Linked DNA regions of Homo sapiens: region 1 is linked to region 2. A link is a contact called in ENCODE Hi-C or POLR2A ChIA-PET data. All regions are on one chromosome and are shown on one strand. Each heading gives the region's core, a stretch centred on a gene start or an enhancer-like site at or near the end of the contact. The rest is flanking DNA. Distances are from core to core; before and after follow the strand shown.

Region 1 (3,657 bases), core at 188-2,687, 77 kb after region 2:
TTGGTTTTCTGTCTATATCTGTGGAGGCACTGAGACCATAGTGTTCGTCTCAGGGTCATTGTTTTTCTTCCTTCTTATCCTTGAGTGTCCTGGCTTCCAGTAGCCAATCACCAAGGAGTCAGGGACACTTGCCATTCTGAAGATCTCTCAGACCTCTTCAGAGCCACCAACCCTCTCACTACTCACCACCTCTCTCCTTCGAGACTTGCTCTTGCTTCCTGTCTTGCTCCCCCAGTTCCACTAGGCCCCCTCCATATGCTCTCTAAGGACAGCCAGAGGGATTCTTTCTCAAAATATAAACTGGGGCCGGGCGCGGTGGCTCATGCCTATAATCCCAGCACTTTGGGAGGCTGAGGCAGGTGGATCACTTGAGGTCAGGAGCTCAAGACCACCCTGGCCGACATGGTGAAACCCCATCTCTACTAAAAAAATACACAAATTAGCCAGGCATGGTGGCATGCGCCTATAATCCCAGCTACTCAGGAGGCTGAGGCAGAATTGCTTGAACCCAGGAGGCAGAGGTTGCAGTGACCCAAGGTCGCGCCACGGCACTCCAGCCTGGGCGACAGAGTGATACTCCATTTAAAAAAAAAAAAAAAAAGTCAATTGGATCTTATCTCCTGCTTCGTGTAAAACCCTTGACTGGCTCCCTGTTACTCTTAAGATAGAGCTGGAACCCTGGGACTGGCCTTCAAGACCCTGTGTCTGGCCTCTCCAAGCACGCACTTCCCCTCCTCACTGCACTCAGCCACCCTGGCCTCCTCCCAAGCCCATCTCCAGGCCAGGGTCTCTTCTGCCAAGGGGCCTTTACACGTGCAGTTCCCTCTACCCAGAACACTCTCCCTCTCTTCTTCACCAAGTTAACTAATCCTTTCACTTTCACCTTAAGGGTCCCTTCCTTAGGAAGCCTTCCCAGACAAATCAGGTCTCCCTGTATCTCTGTCTTTTGTTTTTTGTGTTTAGAGATAGGGTCTCTCTCTGTTGCCCAGGGTGGAGTGCAGTAGCATGATCTTGATTCACTGCAGCCTTGACTTCCTGGGCTCAAGTGATTTTCCTGCCTCAGCCTACCAAGTAGCTGGGGCTACAAGCACATGCCACCATGCCTGGTTAGTTTTTTTATATTTCCTTGTACAGACTGGGTCTCATTATGTTGCCCAGGCTGGTCTCGAACTCACAGCCTCAAGTGATCTTCCCACCTTGACCTCCCAAAGTGTTGGCATGAGCCACTGTGCCTGGCCCCCGTATCTCTTCTAGCACCCTATAGCTGTTTCCACTCCCTCTGCCCTTCTCACAGTTGCACTTGCTGGTCACTTGCACTACACCGTGAACTCCTCAAGGCCATGGACTCTTCCTGTGGAACACTGTGTCCCCAGTGCCCAGTGCCTGGCACAGAGTAGGTGCTCAGATGTTTGCTGAGTGGATCAATGAATCAGGGAGGGAGAGGAGGCTGGCCCAAGCACTTGGCCTCCCTTCGCTGCTGCCTGTCCAGGGAGCAGCTTGTCAGACCTGCTATTAGCATCTCACGCATGTGCTCAGGAAGGCAGTCCAGGGAGAACCCTGTGCGGGGAGGTGGGGCTGGAATGATGTCCCAAGCCTCCTTCCTGTGAGCTGCTCTCTGAGCCCATCAGAAATCGCCCCTCGCCCAGCCTCCTCAGGAGGAAGCTAAAGGAGCTAGGGGGCCCCTGTCTCCTTCCTCTCCACGCCCCTCCTGGTCAGTCCACTTTGATGTGAAGGTTCCTGGGGAGGCTGGTTTGTGTCACTGTCGAGTCGGGGAGGGAGACAGGAAGAGGCCTCATCTCTTCTTTTTTTTTTTTTTTTTTTTTTTTTTGAGATAAGTTCTCACTCTGTCACCCAGGCTGAAGTGCAGTGACACAGTCATGGCTCACTGCAGCCTCGACCTCCCGGGCTCAAGTGATCCTCCCACCACAGCCTCCTGAGTAGCTGGTACCACAGGCATGCGCCACCGTGCCCAACTAATTTTTATTATTATTATTTTTTGTAGAGACAGGGTTTCGCTTTGTTGTCCAGTCTGGTCTTGAACTCCTGTGCTCAAGCAATCCTCCCACCTCAATCTCCCAAAGTGCTGGGATTACAGGCATGAGCCACAGCACCTGGCCAAGGCCTCATCTTAACTGGACAGAGGGGCCAGCTCTCAGTGCTCCCGTGTAGCTCTCGAAGACACCAGCCTCTCACCAATGTCATTTGAAAAGAATTCATAGCCAGGCGTCGTGGCTCACGCCTGTAATCTCAACACTTTGGGTGGCCAATGCGGGCGGATCACATGAGGTCAGGAGTTTGAGACCAGCTTGCCCAACATGGTGAAACCCCATCACTACTAAAAATACAAAAACTAGCCAGGCACGGTGGCGGGCGCCTGTAGTCCCAGACACTCTGGAGGCTGAGGCAGGAGAATCATTTGAACCCAAGAGGCAGAGGCTGCAGTGAGCCGAGATCGCACCACTGCACTCCAGCCTGGGTGACAGGGTGAGAATCCGTCTTAAAAAAAAAAAAAAAAAGAATTCACCAGTCTGATGGCTGTGGTGACATTGCCCAGGATTCAGGGGACTCCAGGTGTCTTCCTCTTCCCTGGGCCTGGCACCTGGCTCTGTGGAGCTTACCCTTTTCCCCAAGAGTAGACCTGGGGAGTGTGGGGGGAGCAAGGACCTTGCGAGAGGCCCCATAGAAGGCTGACATGAACAGGGACCCCCATCCTTCTAGGTTATGCCAAGGCCCCAAGCAACAGAGTCTCCAGAGTCACTAGTTCAAGTCCTGGCATGACTGCATCATCTTGGACAGATTCTTCTACTTCCTGGGCCTCAGTTTCTCTACCTGTGAAATGAAGATTGTTTCCGTGAGGTTCAATAGGCTAGTAAGGTGACTCCCCAGGTGTGGAGCACACCATGGTGATATATACAGTGATTTGAGCCACACTCCACTAAATGGCCTTAACCAACACTGGGCTGAACTATGAGAAAGCAATTCCCTATTCGTGTTTCTTTTCCTTCTCTGACTATTGTCAAGGGGAACGCCTCAGACAGGTGGTAGCATGGGTTTGTCCTCTCTCTGACATGTGCTGAACGCCTTTTAACAAAAGCCTTACAGCTTTCCAGGCAGGCATTGTTTGCCAGCCCCGGTTGAATGTGCTTGTCTTATTTTCAAGGTATTTTATTTATACAGTTTGTTCTTGAGGCAAATAGAAAAATGTGAGGTGATTTAAAGAAAGGTCTTGAGCAAATAATAGTAGAGGAGATGCTTGAATCTGGCAAAAATCACAGAGTAGCTAGAATGGCCGGGCCTGGGAAATGATTTTATAGCGTGGGCAAAAATTCCCTGAAAACTTTCGTGTACGGTATAAACATGGTTGGAGGTCAAGGGCATGGAAAAGTCACGCCACAGAAGGGCTTTGCCTTTCCTGGGTGAAAACTTCAGGTTTGCGGGGCTAAGGCCCAGAGAAGATGATTAAAACAGTGGTTGGCTGGGTGTAGTGGTTCACACCTGTAATCCCAGCACTTTGGGAGGCTAAGGCTGGAGGACTGCTTGAGGCCAGCCTGGGCAACATAGAACCCTGTTTCTACAAAAAATATGAAAATTAGTCAAGCAGGCATGGTGGCGCACATCTGTAGTCCCAGCTACTCAGAAGGCTGAGGCAGGAGGATC
Region 2 (3,836 bases), core at 971-3,470:
GTCTTGCTATGTTGCCCAGGGTGGTCTCAAACTCCTGGCCTCAAGTGATCCTCCCGCCTCAGCCTCTTGAGTCACTAGGATTAAAGGCATGAGCCACCACATCCAACTTGAGATAATACTTTTTATTTCTTGAAGTTCCATTTGTTTTCCCCCAAATCTCTCTGTCTCTCTTCATTTCTATTCGTTTATATGCTCATCTTTGCGATTGCATCTTGTGTTTCTTTAAACGTGTCATATATGGCTATTCTGTATTCCGTCCCTGGGGTCTAAAATCTGTTGCTTCCTTCTTTTCTGCCGACTCTCACTCGGTGGCTTACTTTGTGATTTGGGTAAGTTTTATATTGAAGCCCATTGCTTCGTCTCACTCTGGGCATCCTCCTGGCCTAACCAAGGGAAGCTTACCTCCATATTGAGTTTGCTTCTCTCTTGCCAGTAGCAGGGGGCACCCCAACCCAGGACCACCTCAGCCCCCTCAGAGAGTTTTATCTCAGAGGTGGTTCAACTTCCCATCTTCCCCACCCCTAGCTCTTCCAAAGTTCACTATCAAGAAATGGAAAAATTGCTATAAGACTGGCTTTGGAACCAGCCCTCCCCTCCAGGCAACCTGCCAGTTCATGCCAGCTCTCTGACACTCTCCCACGCCCCCAGCTCCAGCGCCCCTGGGTTCATTCTCCAGCTCCCTCTGCTGAAACCCAGGCTCTTGGCCACTCTACTCCCTCACCCTCCTCAATTTTTCTTCTCAGCACTTGTCGCCACCTGTCATATCTTATGTCTATTTGTTAAACTGTTTAGTGTGAGACATTCCTCCCCCACAAGAATGTGATGACTTGTTCATTTATATATCCTCAGCAACTAGTACAGTGCCTGGAATATAACAAGTGTTTAACAATTACATGATGGGTGAATGAATGAGCCAATGAGACACAGCACCTGTCTCCAAAATGCCCTCGGTCTGGCAGCTGAGACAGATGGGGACAGTCATAATACAAAGAAATAACGTCTGTCATGGGGGAAGGGCGGGAGTGGTGGGGCTGAAAGGAGGCCCCACCCTAGATTTGAAGTCTGCATTGAGGGGAATGAGGATGTGCAAGGCTGAGATTTGAAGGATGTGTCGCCATCACTCCACAAATGAGACACACAGGGAGAGCCTTCCAGACAGAGAACAGCCCAGAGATGAGAAAGAACCTGTTCAGGGAACCGAAAGCTGTTCAGTGTGGCAGCACCGAGGAGGAGGGGGAAGGAGTGGTAAGACACGGCTGGAGAGGGGGACACAAGCCGGACCGTGGGCCTTTCAAGTTCCACTGGGGAGTGTGGCAATGAAGAGGGGGTGCTGTGGAAGGGCTTCCGCAGGGGTGGACACGGGCAGGCTGCAGGATGGAAAACACCCTCTGGCTTCTGGGTGAATTTGGAATTGGGAGTGGGGAGGCAGGGAGGTCCATGGCGCCTCTACAGGGGATGGGGGCTAGGTCTGCGCCAGGGCTGACAGCAGGGGTGGGGACACCCAAGGCAGACCCCTTGGGATTTCTGGTGGTGGCTTTGGCTGGCAATAGGAACACCTCAAGCTGAGTGGGCTGTGAATGAGGGGGACTCATCCAGTGGGCAGAGGGGCTTCCCCCTCAGCACAGCCTGGGTGGATTTAGAGAGTGAAGAGTCCACACCCCGGACTCCTGAGCCAATGCTCTTCTCATTAGAGCTTCCAGGTTTAGCAAAATCAAAATACATCAATAATAGGATACCCTGCTACATGTGAATCCAGGTAAACAATGAATAATGTTTTAGTACGTCTCCCAAATTGGGCATCTGATATTTTATCTGGCAACCCTATTTTCAATAGCCCCCCCATACACACACATGCACACACCCTTTTCTGAAATAACACTAACAAAACCACACACAGAAATCTCCTAATCTGTGGTCCTGTTGACATTTACATGGCATCCGTTCACCAAGTGCCTGCTCTGAGTCCCTGGCCCTGAACAACAGCCCCCAGACTCCACCCCATTCCATCCTCCTGCTAAGTCTGGAAGCTCCCAAGAGCTGGCCCCAGGGCCCCATCTGGGCTCTGCTGGGAGAGAGAGGAAGGGGGAAGAGGGGCCCTGCCTGGCTCCACACTATCTCCCTCAGTCCCTCCCCCACACCCAGTGAGACATTTCCAGGAAGTGGTCCCTGCCCAGGGCCTGGACCCCAGTGGGGCTCAGGGCCACAAGCTTGGGGCTGCTTCCTGGAACTGCCAGTCTCCTCCCGTGTCGCTGTGGCCACATCCTCCCTCGGGCAAGCCCTGGGCTTGGTGGGGTCTGAGAGGCTGGGTCCTGGGCTGGGGGGCTCTATGCAGACCCAGCCACAGCAGGAGCCTGTGTCCCCACTCCCTGGGGCTGCCCAAGAGAAGGGCTAAAGGTTCCCATAATTCCTCGGGACCCTCATTAGCAAGGGGACCCCCTGCCCCAAGGCCTGGAGAGCCTGGGCTTAACCATGGGAGCTTGGATGGGTGCTCACATCACCCAGATGGTGGCAGGGGTGGGGAGAATCTGCCTGGAGTTAGCGTGGGAAAGAGGCCTTCTCTAGGCACCGCTGGGGCAATTTTGTAGATGTGATAAATGACCACCAGGAATTTCTATAGACCGGAAGATTGGGGAACTGGGAGGTCGGGGGACATGTGGCATGGCCTGGAGGCTGCACTGTGTGGGGACTATTCCTAGAACAGCAGAAAGTCAGCGAGGTGGGAGTAGAGACCCGTCTGGGGAAAGAAACTGAGGCATGGTGAGATGTGCCTAAGAAGGGGTTGTGCCTACAAGGTTGAGCAGAGCTGGGCCTGGGGCTTAGACAGGCTGGCCTCTGAAACTCAGTTAACACTGTTAACAATAATAGCAAAAATACTAATGATAATACCAGTAACCATTTACTGAGCACTTACTCTGTGCCAAGTCTCTTTATTTGAATTCTTTTACTTAGTCTTCAAAATAGGTACCACTATGGCCTCTATTTTACAAATAGGAAAACTGAGGCACACAGAGGCTGAGTGGTTTGTCCACAGTCTCACAGCTAGCAAGTGGCAGAGCTGGCATTGGAGCCCAGGCAGCCTGGCTCCAGAGCCTACGCCACTCACTGCCTGGTGAAGGAGTTATTTGCATCTAGAAATGTACAGAAGAGCAGAAGATGTCCCAGGAGAACTTTTCCCCAGGGGAAATCCTGCTCCTATTTTCTGCCTGTGACCTTCGAGGTCATCAAAACGGCCCAGTGGCCTGGGGCAGGGCCCTGAGCACCCACCACCTGAGCACCCTGCTCTGGTGCCAGCTATGTCTGGGGTGCAGCCCCCAAGAGCGAAAGTGCACCGCCGCATTGGGAAAAGAGACAAATGGCCGTGTAAGCGTGTCTTGCCTTTCCTCCTGGAGGAAATGGGTCACTCAGTAGGCGCAGTCCTGCAGTTACGGCCCCTCCAGCTGGTGCATGGGGTCTGCAAACAGGTGTTTGAGCGATTCTAGATGCAGTCTTGGCGCCAAGGGCCTCTGAGTGTGGACCAACGGTGCCGCCTAGTGTTCGTTCTGGGAAACGCACTGGCTTCATGAGCACTGTCTCATGAAGGTCTGGGGTAAGGGTGATTCTCTGAAACTATGGCCTGAGCTTCGAATTTAAAACCCACACTCTCACGCCTACCTGGGCAAATTCAATCTTGCCCAATCACCAAACAGCCAGGACACTGGGATCCAGCTGATTCAGCTGGAGGAGAAAGAAGCGTTTTCCTCTGCCCCCAAGAAAACTGCGGGATGGGCTACTGGTCCAGATGGTCTATGGAAGTCTTGGGAGCACCGCAGGAGGAGCCTCTGGGAACGGCGGAACCT

What was found. A loop is a pair of places that touch in the nucleus more often than their neighbours do. ChIA-PET counts read pairs that join two places held with the same protein, here RNA polymerase II (POLR2A). Pooled maps may share reads with other maps.
Region 1: a map of G401 shows a loop between it and region 2 (13-fold over the local background). The contact joins two enhancer-like sites. A Hi-C loop is called at or near these places in 4 of 168 maps with a recorded cell type or tissue (B cell, G401, endothelial cell of hepatic sinusoid and 1 more) and 4 of 50 pooled maps. POLR2A ChIA-PET finds 5 or more read pairs at or near these places in 3 of 52 experiments (AG04450, CD8-positive, alpha-beta memory T cell and OCI-LY7).

The regions. Positions count from the first base shown.
Region 1 is chr16:57,498,736-57,502,392 of GRCh38, reverse strand. No RefSeq gene overlaps it. Among named protein-coding and RNA genes, the nearest start is that of DOK4, 14 kb to the right of the region's middle. Within about 2 kb of position 1,437, at least 2 of the 41 ENCODE cell types and tissues checked have a DNase peak (open chromatin) inside an H3K27ac peak, as active enhancers do.
Region 2 is chr16:57,576,249-57,580,084 of GRCh38, reverse strand. It overlaps ADGRG5 (adhesion G protein-coupled receptor G5), which reads right to left. Exons shown (of 12, transcript NM_001304376.3): 12 at 2,896-3,836. All of the region lies in intron 1 of LOC105371291 (a long non-coding RNA gene), which reads left to right. Among named protein-coding and RNA genes, the nearest start is that of ADGRG5, 36 kb to the right of the region's middle. RefSeq lists a silencer at 3,581-3,650. Within about 2 kb of position 2,220, at least 4 of the 41 ENCODE cell types and tissues checked have a DNase peak (open chromatin) inside an H3K27ac peak, as active enhancers do.